Linked DNA regions of Homo sapiens: region 1 is linked to region 2. Evidence: chromatin loops called from intact Hi-C (ENCODE). Cell type or tissue: IMR-90. All regions are shown on one strand. Each heading gives the region's core, and the rest is flanking DNA. Links, peaks and the distances in the headings are about the cores only.

The links. Hi-C counts contacts between places; a loop is a spot of excess contacts. Peaks named below come from ENCODE experiments on the same cell type or tissue, not always from the same donor. Only the 100,000 strongest peaks of a DNase experiment are listed, where the experiment ranks them.
Region 1: it touches region 2 in a loop (7-fold over the local background); 1 of 110 quality-filtered maps calls a loop at or near these places.

Annotation. Positions count from the first base shown.
Region 1 is chr4:128,237,951-128,245,879 of GRCh38, forward strand. No RefSeq gene overlaps it. Among named protein-coding and RNA genes, the nearest start is that of PGRMC2, 46 kb to the right of the region's middle. In IMR-90, for the core only: no CTCF peak of the experiment used is centred there; a DNase peak (open chromatin) is centred at 3,601; H3K27ac peaks cover 3,106 bases.
Region 2 is chr4:128,354,318-128,362,246 of GRCh38, forward strand. No RefSeq gene overlaps it. Among named protein-coding and RNA genes, the nearest start is that of LINC02615, 70 kb to the right of the region's middle. In IMR-90, for the core only: no CTCF peak of the experiment used is centred there; a DNase peak (open chromatin) is centred at 4,014; H3K27ac peaks cover 2,233 bases.

The DNA of each region.
Region 1 (7,929 bases), core at 1,610-6,609, 120 kb before region 2:
CCTAGGCACCCTTTCTCAAAATACGATTTTTAAATGTACAAGATAAAATACATAGAATTACGAAGAAAACCAAATGTATATTGGTTTGATTGGTGTATATATGTGTGTGTGTGTGTGTGTGTGTGTGTGTACATGGTATACACATAGATATACCATTGTATATGGTATGCCATATAAATATACACACACAAAAATTATATATATATATATATATACCATTTTGTAAACAGAAATTGATTCTGAGCCCCCCCTTCTCAAAGCCTTCTAGTCCATTGTCATTTGGATAAACAAAAGTGCTTGACTGTGCCATTCCTGCACACCACTCTGATGGACTTGATGACTTGACATAGCATAGTCTCTAGAATAGGCCTCCTTTATTACAGAAGAAAATAAATTATATTGAAATATAGTATCAAACATTTAAAAAATTATTACATATTAATATAAAGGCCTAATTGTTAACTCATTAAACAATAAGATCTAGGAGTCTGCCTACTAACTACCATCATTTAGAAGCTGTAATGAATATAAATTTTATATATATATATATATTTTTTTTTTTTTGAGATAGAGTCTCACTTTGTCATTCAGGCTGGAGTGCAGTGGCACGATCTCAGCTCGCTGCAACCTCTGCCTCCCTGATTTAAGTGATTCTTCTGCCTCAGCCTCCAGAGTAGCTGGGACTACAGGTGTGCGCCACCATGCCTGGCTAATTTTTGTATTTTTAGTAGAGACGGGGTTTCACCATATTGGCCAGGCTGGTCTTGAACTCCTGACCTCATGATCCACCTGCCTTGGCCTCCCAAAGTGCTGGGATTACAGGCATGAGCCACCATGCCTGGCCCATAAATAATATTTCATGAGAGATAGTCTCTCAGCCAACCAGGAATAGAAGGAAACTTCCTCAACCTAACAAAGGGGTTCTACAAAAACCCTGCAGCGGTATTTTACTTAATGGTGAAAGGTTGAAATGTTTTCTATCCAAAATTGGGAACAACGCAAGGATGCTTGCTCTTAACCACTCGAATTCAACATTGTACTGGAGGTTGTTAGCACAGTAAGGCAAGAAAAAGAAAAGTCATCAAGAATGGAAGAGAAGAAGCAAAACTATCTTTGCTTGCAGTTAGCATGATTGTTTATGTAGAAAATCCTAAGAGAGCTACAAAACACAAAACAACTCTCATAATATGATAGACAAGGAAATTAAATATGGGCAAAAGATTTTATCAGATACTTCACTAAAGAAATGTGTAAATCACCATTAAGCACAGGAAAAGATGCTCAAATGCGTTATTCACCAGGGAAATGCAATGTGATATTACAATATGTCCACCTACCAGAATGGATAAAATTGAGAAGCCTGGTAGTACTGAATGTTAGTGAGGATATGGAGCAACTGGAAGTTGCATATACTATGGTGGAAATATAAAATGATACAACTACTTTGGAAATACAATTTAGCAGTTTCTTATTAAGTTAAACACACACTTACCATTCATAACAGCAATTCCATTCTTAAGTATTAATCCAGGAGAAGTAAAAACTTCTGTCCATGTAAAGATTTATTCAAAGAAGTTTTATTAATAATAGCTGCAAATAAGAAATAACCCAGACAGGTGAAAGAATGAAGAAGCTGTGGTATATGTGTACAAAGGAATACTAGTCAACAATAAAAAGGAATAAAGTTTTTATTGCAACAACATGCATGAAACAATGTGGATACATCTCAAAACATTATAGTAAGTGAAAAAAGCAAAACATAACATATCGGTTAAAGAAAAAGGCAAATCTAATCTAAAGTGAGAGCAGATCAGTGGTTACTTAAGATCAGGCAACCTAGGCAAGAGAGAACTTTTTGGAGTGAGAAAAATATTCTTTCTCTTCACAGTGGTAATGGTTGCATTAGTATATATAATTGTCAAAAGTCATTGAACTGTATCCTTAAAATGAATGTATTTGTTGTATGTTACTTATATATCAATAAAGTTGATTTAAAGATACTGAGTTTTGAAACTCAAGACAGAGTTAGTTGACTGGAAAGAAAAAGAATCTTTGAGTTCTGAGAGCCTAGATGTTTTCAGTCCTGAACTGAAATCCTGGTCTAAACAATAGACATCAGACTGGGTGCAGTGACTCATTCCTTTAATCCCAGCGCTTTAGGAGACCAAGGTAGGAGGATCACTTGAGCCCAGGAGTTCAAAACCAACCTGGGTAACATAGTGAGATTCCATTTCTACAAATAATTTAAAAATTAGCCAGGTGTGGTGGCACCTGCCAGTGGTCCCAGCTACTTCAGAGGTTGAGGCAGGAGGATCGCCAGAGCCTGGAAGGTTGAGGCTGCAGTGAACACTAAGATCACACCACTGCCCTGCAGTCTGGGCAACAGAGTGAGGCTATGTCTTGAAAAAATAAACCAAGGAAACAAAAAACAATAGTTGTCGAACCTAGAACAGAACAAGAGCATAGTCTCGTTATCCCCGGTAGCCCAACTTTGTCGAAAAACTTACTAGGCTGGGGAATGCGGAGAAGAGTTCAATAGGAAAGAAAGTGAGCTATTGGTTGGAGTCCCAAAGAAGGGGTCCTATATCACCCTTGTGCCCCTTCATCCTCCAGCCAAGTCAGATCAGCTTATAGAGACAAGCTGGGAGAGTCCACTTGCTTGTGAGAAGTAGCAAGGCCCACAGGGCATTCCTGAGGCCACTGTGGCAGGGAAGATCAGGTGGGGCTCTGGCAGTCTGAGGGATGTCCTGTATGCTCAGCATGCTTGGAAGAGTGGCTGGCAAAAGCCTGAGAACAGGAGATCTGGAGGGGCCTCACAGCTAGGAAGCGGGGAGACTATTATATCAGTGGCTGCAGCATAGGCTGCGTGGTTGGAGATACCATTGAGGAGACAGCAACAGTGGACAACCAAAAGGGAATTTATTTTGGTGGATGCTAACATGAAGGGGTTGATGACAGAGCAATGGCACTGATGCCGTGAGCCCACAGAAGCCTTGTGGAACTAACTTGCCACTTCAGGGACAAGGCTGTGGGTGGGGAATGAAGGCAGGGAAAAAATTCATTTGAAAAATGCTCTTTTGGCCTCTCTTGGAGTAGCCTGGCTTTTGTCTCTGCTAACACATCAGACCAGCCCTGTCCTCCCCAGGATTCTCTGGGGACTCTGAGATGTGGTGTAGGGGACAGATTGGATCCCTAATTTGCTGCCGACCTCCTTTCTGCAAACTCTTTGGGCTAGATCAATGTGAGCGCTGCAAGGTGTAAGCAAGGGAAGCCATCATCGATAGCACACCATTTCCACTTTCATTCTGAACTCTTAACTGACACATTTACAGAACCTCTTACAAAAATGAAAAGTTCAAATATCCCTCTGTTGTAAAGAAACAAGATGGGCCCAGTGGAATAGTCCATCTTGTTTCTTTACTCTTTACATTTGGATGAAGAACCACACCATTTGGTCTTGGGATCCACTTGAAAACTCTCCAGGACTCAGATTTCTGTTCTTATTTCTCATAAGGCACAGTGTACGTGTGTCATCCTCTGAGCTGTCTGTGATGTTTTCCACCTGACCACAGCTCATGCTGTGTCTCCCACCATGGTCTGGTCAGGCAAGCTGTGTGTACACTTCTTGAGAAGGCTGATTGTTGTGAAAACCTTTGCCACAGAAACAAAAACGAGGGGCTGCCTCTTTCAGATACATTCGCCAGCAGCTTTTCTCTTATGACCTCTGGAACACAATTGCATCAACTCAGACATGTGACTGGGCAGAAATACCAGCTCAAAGACCATCTGGTTAAGAATGAGGCATACTTCCCAGCTTGGTGGATGGCAAAATGTCAAAATGCCCCAGGGGGATCTGCCTCATCTCTCATTCCTAAAATATTCACAGGCTGACTGTTTCTGACCCAGCCTCAAAAAGGGGGGTTTTCCCTGGCAGAAGCTGAAGTGATCCTGGCCTCAGGTTCTATGTCTTTTGGAGCACTGTCAGGGGCTTCTGTGTTTCTGGAGCTAATCTAAGGAATAAGTGTTGTTTTAGGACAGTCGTAATTCAGTGAAATTTATTGATGCACTCACTAAGTGAGCAGATACTGTCCTGGGGGTAGGGATACTGTTTTAGTCTTCCTGTGCTGCTATAACCAAATACATGAGACTGAATAATTTATGAAAAACAGAAATTTATATTCTCACAGTTCTGGAGGCTGGGAAGTCCAAGATCAAGGCAGGTTCAGTGTCTGGTGAAGGCCACTTGTTCATAGACAGTACCGTCCAGATGTCCTCACTTGGCAGAAGGGACAGAAGAGCGAAAAGGGGACAAACACTGTGTCCTCATGGGCAGAAGAGTGGAAGGGCAAACTTGCCCCTGCAAGCCCTTTATAAGGCACTAATCCATTCATGAGGGCTCCAGCCCCATGGCCTAATCACCTCCTTATAGCCCCACATTTTAATGCTGCTGCATTGTGGATTAAGTTTCAACATGAAATCTGGAGGGGCACAAACATTCAAACCACAGCAGGCACAAAGATAGTCAATTTCTGCTCTTAACAGATCAGGCAACGCGGGGAGGGTCTAAGAGAGGGAGGAAAGAGACAATAGATTAGATGCTGATGACACAGGGTGGCCATGCTATGACAGAGGTAGGTGAGCATAGCAGGGGAGAACAGATGAGGCACACCTCACCCCAGAGGGCTCATGGGAGTGGTGTTAGTAAAGGCTTTTTGAAGAAAAGGATCCTTGGACTCAGTCTTGAAGAAAAAGTTTGGAATTCGCTAGGCAAAGGTTGAGAGATTTCCTAGAAGATGAGATGAGATGTGCAAAGGTGCAGAGGCAAGAGAGGGCCTAGGGCACTGTACCACCTGGAGCGCATGATGAGAGATCAGATTGAAGATGGCAGTGGAGGCCCAGTGATGAAGGGCCATGAATGTAATGCTAACAGCTTGCAATTTGTCCTCTGGGGACAGGGAACCATTGGAAAGAGAGCCATTTTGTCAGTGGAGCGATCTTAAATGTGTGCTTAAGAGAATATATGGAACTGCGGGGACAGATCCCTGAGAGGGAGTGGGAGGTGAAGAATTGGAGAGGCCTTCTAAGATGATGAGGAGTTATATTTGGCAGAGCTGGGTGGGTGGGTGGGTGGGTGGGTGTGGAGTAGAGAGCATGGGCCAAGGAAGACTCCAGGTTTCTGGCGTGGGTGACTGAGGACAGTGCTGTTGGCAAACGGGAAGGCCAGAGGATAGATGGTTTGTTTTCTTTTTTAGTGGAGAAGCTGATGAATGCCTTGAACACACTGAACCGGGGGAACCTGTGGGCCATCACGAGGAGGGACTCAGTGGGCCAAGGGCACTAAGGTCTGTGCCTGGGACAGAGTCATCAGTCCAAAGATGGAGGTGACAGTCAGGGGAGTGGCAGAGATTGCTCAGGTGTGTATGGGAGCGAGGAAAGAAGAGGCCCACAAAAGCTGGGGCAGCCACTCTTGCGTTGGCTGAGGAAGAAACTATGAGGCCTGAGGTAGAAGCCCAGGGTGGTGTGGAGTCCTGCTGTCAAAGTCAAGGAGAATGCAGTGGTGGCCATGTGGCAAAATAAGGGCAGAAAAGTTTTTCTGAGAATGAATCACAAAAGGAATTGCAGGTCCCTGGAGCTTGCCCTGAAAAGGAACAGGGGCTGGAAATTCTGGCCCTCTGGGTGGGCCTCCCTTCAGCAGCCTCTGAGTCCGTTTCTGGAGCCCTGCTCACTCCCCTCCAGGAATCAGCCCCCAGCAGGACTTCTACCCAAGGCGTGCTGCACTTTATCAGAAGCTTCCAAGGCCAACAGGTGCTGGGAGCGAGTCATGTCTTTTTAGGTTGTTAGAGTGCCCGTCAGCAAATCGCTATCCTTTCCAGGTTATTTTTTTCCTTCTAGTGTATTCCTCTCCTGATACCTTTAAAAACACACAAAAAAATTTCGTTTTTCCTCACATAATTCTATTATCTTAGATGTTTTTCTGCTTTTAAATGTCTATGTTGCTAGCAGAACCCCTTCCCCAACCTTTTAAAAATGTCAAATACACTTTGTCCTGATAAGGTAAGTGAAGGTTCAATCAATTTATTGCTTTAATCAGTAAACATTTGTGGCATGCCTGCTTGGTACCAGGCCCTGTACCAGGTGCTGTGGCAGCAGAAAGACCACCTGAGGGACAGCCTGAGGGGAATGAATGCTGAGAAGATCAGAGGAAGGCGTCTCCCACTCTCCCCTGCCACAGTGCCCTTTTATTTTGTCCTCCCCAGTTTTTGAGGTGTGAAAGACCCGTACAGCATGGATGCCAAGAGCACGAGATGAAGTGGCAGCGGTTCCTAATCCTTTCTGGGTCTGGAGGAGGCTATGCCCTGGAAGTGGACTCTGAAAGCAGGTCCCCAATGTGCCTGTCACCTTACCATGTCAATCATAGACCTCCCCTTGCCTTTCTTTAAATACACATGCAGCTTCCACTCTTTGAGCTTGTAAGAAACAAACAAGCAAAAAAACAACCAAACAAAAACCAAAACAACCCTACACATGTAGGTTCATTCAAAGTAGTGAAGCAGCAACTTAAGTTGCTGGCAGGGAGAGGTAGGACAGTCAGAGAATGGTAGCTTTCCCTGCTACTCTGCTGTGCATCTCTGGTGAGTCACTGTCTTTAGGAAATGCAAGCAAGACTCAAAGATGAACGGAGGCTACCATGAGTGGTAATGGGTCAGTCCCAGGCAAAGCAGACGCTTCTCACCTCCTTCCCCATTGGACACCTGGTAAAGACAGACATACATTAACATTTCCATAACACATTTTAGTTTATCATGCACTTCCCCCCTACTTTAGTTCACTGAATCAAAAGAGGTAAGCTGTTGTGGTAAATGTAGACATTTCTTTTAGGTACTAAGGAACGGTTTGAAATCATTATATGGAAAATTAGACTTGAAGTAGTTAAAAAAAAAAGAGGCAAATTTTACCTGTAATACTGTGGAACTATTTCCAAAATACATTAATGAATTAAACAAACAAGTCTGCAGAATAACATACAGTAGGATGCCATTGATGTTAGGAAAAAAAGAGGAGGATGATAATAGCTAATAGTTTATAGTGCTTATGATGTGCTAGACACTGTTCTAAGTGCTTCACATGCATGAACTCATTTGATCCTCCAAACAAATCTACAAATCTGGCACTATTATTATCTTCATTTTACAAATTTGAGAACTAGGGCACGGAGAGGGTAAGTGGCTTGCCCAGTCATACAGCTAATAAGTGATGGAGCAAGGATTTATACCTAGGCAGTTTGTCTACAGATTCTGGACCATAAGCTCTACAATATTTCTACAGGTATAGCTATATGAATATAAATGCTGATATGGTTTGGCTGTGTCCCCATCCAAATCTCAACTTGAATTGTATCTCCCAGAATTCCCACCTGTTGTGGGATGGACCCAGGGGGAGGTAATTGAATCATGGAGGCCAGTCTTTCCTGTGCTATTCTCGTGGTAGTGAATAAGTCTCACGAGATCTGATAGGTTTATCAGGGGTTTCCACTTTTGCTTCTTCCTCATTTTCTCTTGCCGCTGCCACGTAAGAAGTACCTTTTGCTTTCCACCATGATTCTGAGGCCTCCTCAGCCATGTGGAACTGTAAGTCCAGTTAAGCCTCTTTTTCTTCCCAGTCCGGGTTATGTCTTAATCAGCAGCATGAAAATGGACTAATACAAATGCTTAGAAAAAAGGTCAGTCATGTCCCCAGATGTTAGGCAAATGTGACACCACTGGTATCCAAATGACTATTCAGCTTTTGCAGCTGATAAATCCTTACTCTCTCTCTCTTCCTTTCCTCTCCAAAGCAGTTAACCTAAGACCACTTCATGTTGAAGTCAATGCAATTTTCTGTGATGCTACCTTTCCAAGCTGGGATATGAGAAACAACTATATTTGGGGA
Region 2 (7,929 bases), core at 1,893-6,892:
TTAGCTGGGCAGTGGTGTGCAACTGATTGGACTGGTGCCAGTCTGACTGACTCGTTTTAAAGGTCAGAACAACTAGACTGAACCATGGGCATAATAACTATATGTTCTAATCATGCTTATCCTCAAATTGTTTCTTTCTGTAAACAAAAGCAGGAAGAGCATCACATGGGGGTGGAATGGTGCATTTCGAAAGACCTGAGATCAGACCTCCATAGTTCCCAGCTTTGCTGCTGTGTGACAGTGCAGACTTATTTAACCTCTGTGGCTTCATTTCCTCACCTTTGAAATGAGAGCATTAGACTAGAGGATCTTAAGGGTCCTTTCTCTAACCTACCAGAACCTAAACATAGTTGAAGTTCCACATGACTCAGCCTCTGTGAAAGAATGAATTCAAAGGAATGGTCTGGTATCTAAATGGTAATTAGGATTCTTCAAATATTTTTGCAGTCTCTCAGTAAACTGCCAAAGTGGAGTGTGCATTTTTTTTTTTTGGAACGGAGTATTCTTTTTTAAAAAACAGCTTTATTGAGGCGTCATTTACATACCATACAATTCATCCATTTAAAGTATACAATTCGATGTTAGTGTGGGGTATGCATTCTTACTATAGAAAAAGCATCTTAAAATCTACTTTACTGTTATCTTCATTTTCTTCCATATGGATATCAGGTGATCCCCAAAGCTCTTAATCTCCAACTATTATCTCACAAACCCCAAACTCCCTGGCACCTATTCCACATGATTTTCTGGTCTCTCTCCCTCCTTCCTCTTGCTGCCTCTCTCAGCTCTTTAATATATACACAAACGGGGATTTCTCCACTCTTCTGTTTTCCCTCTATTTGCTCATTATTTAGATTCTGAGCAACAAATGAGAGTCCAAGAGCAACCTGAGCAGGTGAGACATTTTCCCTATTAGACATGAAAAAGAGGCATGGATGTGAAGTCCCACACCTAAATATTCTTTTAAATTTCTATTGCCCTATGGGCACACCGTGACTTACTCTTCCACTTGTTCTTCCTCTGGGCAGTTCCAGTCAGCTTTGCCATTGTGCATAACAGGAAGTGGAGTGCTCTTGCAAGGAAGGCCTAGAGTTTCAGGAGACAAACCATTGAGTTAATTTCTAACAGATTAACACAGATTCCACTTGTCTCGTTCATGCTATAAAACTGCAAGCCTACAGTTGCCTTTGTTTTCACTTCTACCTAAGATGAGCAGGGCTCTGATGCTATCTCTGGGATGGCATGGGTGTGTCTGTGCAAGGGCAGGCCTTCCTTGTCTGCCAGAGCAGGCCCCTGCCTGATAAGGCCACGCCAGGCCTCTCAGCTCCCTAGGGAGTCATCCCATGCATTGTGAAAATTTTACCATGACCCAGTTTGTTCCGTGTGTTGTTTTATTGAATTTCATACTGATGAACGTCAATTATTATTAAGTACCTGCTGTGTTCCAAATATGCCCTAAGCATTTTGTGTAATACAAGGGGGTCCTCAGCATCATGTAGTTTTAAAATGGAGATGTATAATGATAATTGACATTATCATATTAGAACTAAATAGAAGCTTATCTTTTAGGGCAAATTTGAATTCTTTTTTAAAAAAATTGCAAGTGTCTTTGTAATTGATTAATAAACAATACATTGTTTATTGTAAATTTTTTTGTAATACAGAGATGCATGAAGAAGAAAGTATAAAGGATGAGAAATTCTGCTTCCTAGAAATAACTACTGTTAGAGTTTTGATGAACATTCTTTGAGACATCTTGCTATACATACACACACATATATATTATACATACATAATTTTACATAAATGGATTTATAATATGCTTACTATTTGTAACCTGCTTTTTTTTTTCCACTCAGCAGTATGTCAGGAACTGGTTTCCCTATCAATAAATGTAGACCCACCTAATTATATCCAAATGTAGCAGAATGTTCAATTGTATCACCATAAGTTATTCAACTAATCCCTTATTAATGGAATTTAAATAATTTCTAATTCCTTAAAATATTATAAGCAATCATTGCACCTGTCTGCAGTTATACTCTTAGCACGCATTCCCTGGACGTGGATTTGCTGGGTCAAAGGATATGAGCATTGAAACTTTTGAGACGTAATGCCACACTTGGCTCAAACACCAACCCCCTTGATTCAGATGCTGTTGATGACCCACTCATATCTTCTTGGTCCACTCCGGAGGTCTCTCAGATGGAACAAGTTTATAGCCTGTTGAGTGTCTCCACCAGGAATATTTGCTAGCTGTGGAGCCCGTTCACAGGCAGGGAAGCATGAAGTGCTGGAAGTGCACTGGGAGTTAATGTGACCCCTAACTACAAAATGATGGGAACTGGTGGATAAATGCTCCAGTTTCCTTTCCCCGAGGTGGGACTATTCTAATGTGTGTTGTACACAGTCCCTAGGAGAATTTAGTCTAGTTGCCTGTAGTAGTATCCTGCTCATTTAACTCACAAGTTATTTGCTTTCCTCCCTTACTACCTGACTGCCCCACTCCTTTACTGGGCTTCGTGGGACTTCTACTCAAATCCTAGTCTCAGGGTCTGCTTTTGCAGGAGCCCAAATGAAGACATCCTTCATATTACAGGTGAAAGTTGTGGTAGGTACAATAATGGCCCCTTAAAGATATCCATATCTTAGATCGCTGGAACTTGTGAAAACATTACCTTACTTGGAAAAAGGGACTTTCGAAATGTAATCACATATGTAATCACATCTTAAGAACCTTGAGATAGGAAAGTTATCCTGTATTATCTGGGTGGCCCTGGTATGATCACAAGGGTCCTTAAAAGTGGAGAAGAGAGGCAGAAGAAGAGAGTCAGAAGGAGATGTGAAGAATCAGAGATGCAGCATTTCTGGCTTTGAAGATGGAGGAGGGCCATGAGCCAAGGAGTGTGGGTGGCCTCTATAAGCTGGAAAAGGCACGAAAACAGATTTACCCCTGGAGCCTCCAGCAAGGAACCTAGTTCTGCTGACACCTTGAATTTAGCCCAGTGACTTCTGTATTGGACTTCTAACCTACAGTACTGTAAGATAATAAATTTGTGCCACATTTGTGGTAATCTGTTATGGCAGCAATAAAAAACGAACACAAAAAGTTAAACAATACAAGGCAACTGGTGCCAGAAGCATCATATGGCAGTGCCTATTGTTCCAAAAGAGGAGCGTGAACAGTGAGGCTGAGAGAAGGATGAAATCATGAAACTTGTTCCTTCCTCTTGAGCACAGAGTGGTTTGCCTGTGGGTGTTTAGAGTAGTGGCTTAATGACCACTAAATATAGGCCTGTGGCCAGAAACCCTCCCAATGAGCTGAGGGTTTGTATGAATTTTAATTTACTTGAAAATTCCATCAGATTTCTGAAAATTTTAGTGTGTATAAAAATTATCTGGGAAAATAAAAAGTTAAAAAAAAGATCATCTGAGGAATTTGTTCAAAATGTAGATTCTTGGATCCCATTTGCCTGAGGTTCTAATTCAAAGGTCTGGAATAAGGTCCAGGAATTTGCATTTAAAACCAGGTTACTCTGACACACATTGCTTTAGGGGACTTTCCTACTAGAACCCTCTGCTCTTTGGCAGTTGTGGGGGAGGTCTACACGGCACCCACTTTGTCAGGCATTTGCGTAGGTAAGGTGAGAAGAGAAAGGAATCACTAGAAATTGTCTATTATTGTATCACATCCAAATATCCTAGTTTTGTTTCTGTTTGGGGGTGTCAGTCACAACAGTCATTAGCATCAACCAGAAGCCCGAGTGTAATAGATGGGGTGGCCTGTGTCACCAGAGGCAGAGCATCTGGGCCCTGGGCCCCTGAGGATTGTCTGATCTTATGATTGGTTTGCTTACAATAGCATTTTCTCATTTGGCTGATGGGCAAATTGTTTTCAGATGACCTTGGAGAGCCAGGGTAGTTTGGCTGTTACTAACTGGAAGCTGCACATTCAAACATTTGGAATATCCTGAGGATTACAGATGTGCTGAAGGGTGTCTTGGATCTCCTCCAATGAGGGTTTCAGAGGTCATCTGAAAAGAATGCTCGCCTCTGCCTCATGCCTTTTAGAAGGAGGCTCTGTGCTTGTCTAGCTTTATGCAGCTCTCTGAAATGTCAGAAGATAAGAAATGCCTCTCAGCACGAAGGCTTCCAGACACATATGTGACAAGAAATTTGGCATCAGCTTTATAAGTGTCAGATGTCTAGGATAAAGCAATATGGGTATAGTATTTCTGGTGCTATTTTGGTGCCTTGTGCATGAGCCTGCAGCATTAGAAAAACTGCTTTTCAGCTTTGGATGGTAGCCTTACTGGCGCTCGGCATGCATGTCTGAAAGTACAGTTGGGTCATATTCTAGTTATGGTCCACAGCAAGTCACCTAGAGTTGTGATATTGAGCTTTAACGGAGTGCCCTTGAGGCACACGGGCATTTCACAGCCTTTGACAACTTGAGTGGCACAGCCACAGAGACTGTCATCAGATGGTGCCATATAAGCCTTAATCAACTCTTGCAACACCCGTGCAAAGTTGGTAAACACTCTTATCCTTGCTTTTCAGGCAGGGAACTAAAGCAAGGAGAGGTCCAACAGACAGGGTCACAGACTCAATCAGTTCACTTATCTGACTGTTGAATGATCTCAGGTGAATGAGATCAGAACGAATTTCTACTTTCTCTAACTCAGGAAATTTGTCTTCTGGCGAGAGAGCATTTTTGGCACTTTGTGACTTGCTGAAAGACTTGAAGTTTCCAGTCTGGCTCTGGCTGTTCATTGGTTAAGAGCAAATGCCTGGGGCACTTGGCTTAATGACTGTCATAAGCAGTGTGAAAAAATGTGTAAGAAAAAACAAAATATGGTAATGTAGAGAGGTTGTTAAGGCAGTAATATCCAATAGCAATAATGTGTATAAAGTCTGAGTGATAATACAACCCTTTTACCCAAGGTATTTGATACTGGCTGAGGCCTCTTTTATTTATTTAAAATCCAGTGATGAGCTCTAAACACCGTAGTTTAAGAAGGTAAAAAAATACTTGCAGTGCAGAGTTTTCTGAATGATTCAAAAATGGAAGTAGAAGACCCATGAGAAAAGATGAAAGCATTGCTCTTAATTTGTGGAAAGAAAGTTGATGAAAAATTACAAGGTCTATAAATGTATCACAAGGTTTTTAGAGAAGACAAATTAATTTTCCACTGATGACAAAACTTGAAAAAGTGGGTTTATCTTAGAGATTGAAAGAGTCATAGGAAAGAATCTTCTGGTGTTGAGAATGGTTAAAAACCAGATGAGGCTACCTAGAAAGGAATTCCCCTCTTCTGAAGGTCCTTAGTAAATAGGCTAAACCAGCCCAGCATGATCAAGGTTAATGATGTCAGCTGGTGTCTCCAGCGCCCTAAGGTGGGCTGCCAGTAGTGATCATGGTAGGATTACTTTTCTTTCAACTTTTTAGTTTGAAGTAACTTTAGACTTACGGAAAAGTTGCAAACTAGTATGCAGAGTTCCCATATATCCTTCACCCAGCTTCTCTTGATGTTAATATTTTACACAACCATGATCAAATGATCCAGTGATCAAAACCAGTAAATTAACATTGCTGCAAAATGGTGGTAGGGGCTTTGAGGGGAGGGAGAATAGGTAGGACTGTGGACTTTCACAGTCCTTCCCTGGAGCAGACCACTTTTATTTGTTTATGTTGGAATTCCACATACTATTTTATTTAAACAAATAGTTCTATTGCAAAAATTTGAAAACCAAGTTTAGGAAGAGAGATAGTTTAACTGACCTCTACCACTAAGATTTTGTGCTTTTGATAATTATATCGTTTGTCAGATAATTAGAGGGTAAATGTGTTCGGTAAAGACATTTATGGACGCAACGTAATGCTACATTTTTGTTCGTTTCTTGATCTATTCAGGCTTGTTCTGTTGTAAGCAGGTTATTTATACTTGCTTTCTCTCCAGCACCAAAAACCATGACTGGCATATAGTCTATGCTTAATTAATATTTGTTCAATGGGCCGGGTGCAGTGGCTCAAACCTGTAACCACAGCACTTTGGGAGGCCGAGGCAGGTAGATCACCTGAGGTCAGGAGTTGGAGACCAGCCTGGCTAACATAGTGAAACCCCGTTTCTACTAAAAATATAAAAAATTAGCCGGATGTGGTGGCACTAAAGCGCCTATAATTCCAGCTACTCGGGAGGCTGAGGCAGGAGAATCACTTGAACCTGGGAGGTGGAGGTTGTGGTGAGCCGAGATCACGCCATTGCACTCCAGCTTCGGCAACAAGAGCGAAACTCTGCCTCAAAAAAAAAAAAATTGTTAAATGGAATCAAATTGGCATGTTCACCCTTTTCTCATTTCTTCACATGCCTTGCTCCTTATTCAAATATCTGCGTAGGCCTTCCCTGACCATCCAAACTAAAATAACCTTTTTTCTATTATCTCTCACATTCTCTCTCTTTTACCTGGCACTATTTTGTTGTTGTTATTCAGAGCACTCGTCATTATCTGAAAGATGATTTATTTGTTCATATGTTTGTTAAAAGTGTATGGTCTGTCTCCTACTAACAGTAAGCTCCTTGAGGACATTGACATTGTCTTGTTGAATCTGTCTTGTGGGTTCTAGGGAATGGTATCTCATATCTGAAAGTTTATATGAAATATGTGTTGAAAGAATGAGTGAATGAAGACATGGTCGCCTATACTTTGAAGATAGAGGTAAGTTAACTTCAGAAATCTTCACTTAAACATCTTTCAATTCACAATTTGCATATTTGGAAATAAAAGATGTGATTATTTTTTCAGTTAGAGCATTGCATTTATAAATTTCTTTTTGCCTTTCACTGATGTAAGAAAATTATTTCTTATTTTAATCTCAAATAGTGATCCTGCGGCTGGTAACCCTGTAGGAATATTTTTGAAAGAAAAAGGATAAATTCTGTGAAACTCTGAGCTCTAAGAAAGATGATAACTGCATTTGAGATAGTTGTATTGTCATGATTAATTAGTGTTATACAAAAGTGAGAGACTCACACAGCCCTGTCAGTGTCATGGGAATCACAGTGCCTCCTACCATGTTAATAGGAACCAGATCCAGTTAAGCAAATTAAAATAATTTAAAATATTATGCATGTGGGCATCCCACAGTATGACAACTGGCCCATTTCTCAGGGCCAACCTCATCTATACACAGAGAAAGACTCAAAATTGTCATGTTATCTGTGTATGTGTATGTGATTAAGGTGTTACAAGAATATCTGCTGTTACATTTTTTTGTGTGCATATAGGCAGCAGAGTGGCACAATGCAAGAGTGCTGGGCCCCAACAATATTTTATGCACAAAGGCAAATTAAAAAAAAACAAAAAACCTCATCATGACTCAGTTGTGCAAGATTTCAGAGAGGGTGATTTAGGGCAGCTCAGTCTGGAGCTCTATGTTTTCCTGGTGGCATTTAAGGCTTAAGAGCTGGATAGAGGTTTCCAAGTAGTTACTGAGTGTGGTGGGCAGAATAATGGCCCCCCAGAGATGTCGTATCCAAATCCTTAGAACCTGTGAATATGTTAGGTTACGTGGCAAAGGGGATTTAAGGTTCAGATAAAGTCAATGTTGCTAATCAGCTGACCTTGAGATTGGGAAGTTATCCTGGATTGTCTGGGTGTGCCCAGTGTAATCACAATGGTCTTTAAAAGTGAAAGAGGGAGGCAGAAGAAAGTGTGATAGTATAGGGATGTAAAGAAGACTCAACCAGCCCTTGCTGGTTTTGAAGCTGGAAGAGGGTCGTGAGCCAAGGAATAAGGGCAGCCTCTAAAAAGCTGGAAAAGATCAGAAAATGGTTCTCACCTACAGTCTCCAGAAAGGAACACCGTCTGGCCAACACCTTGATCTTAGCCCAGTGAGACTCATTTCTACCTTCTGACTTCCAGAAGTTT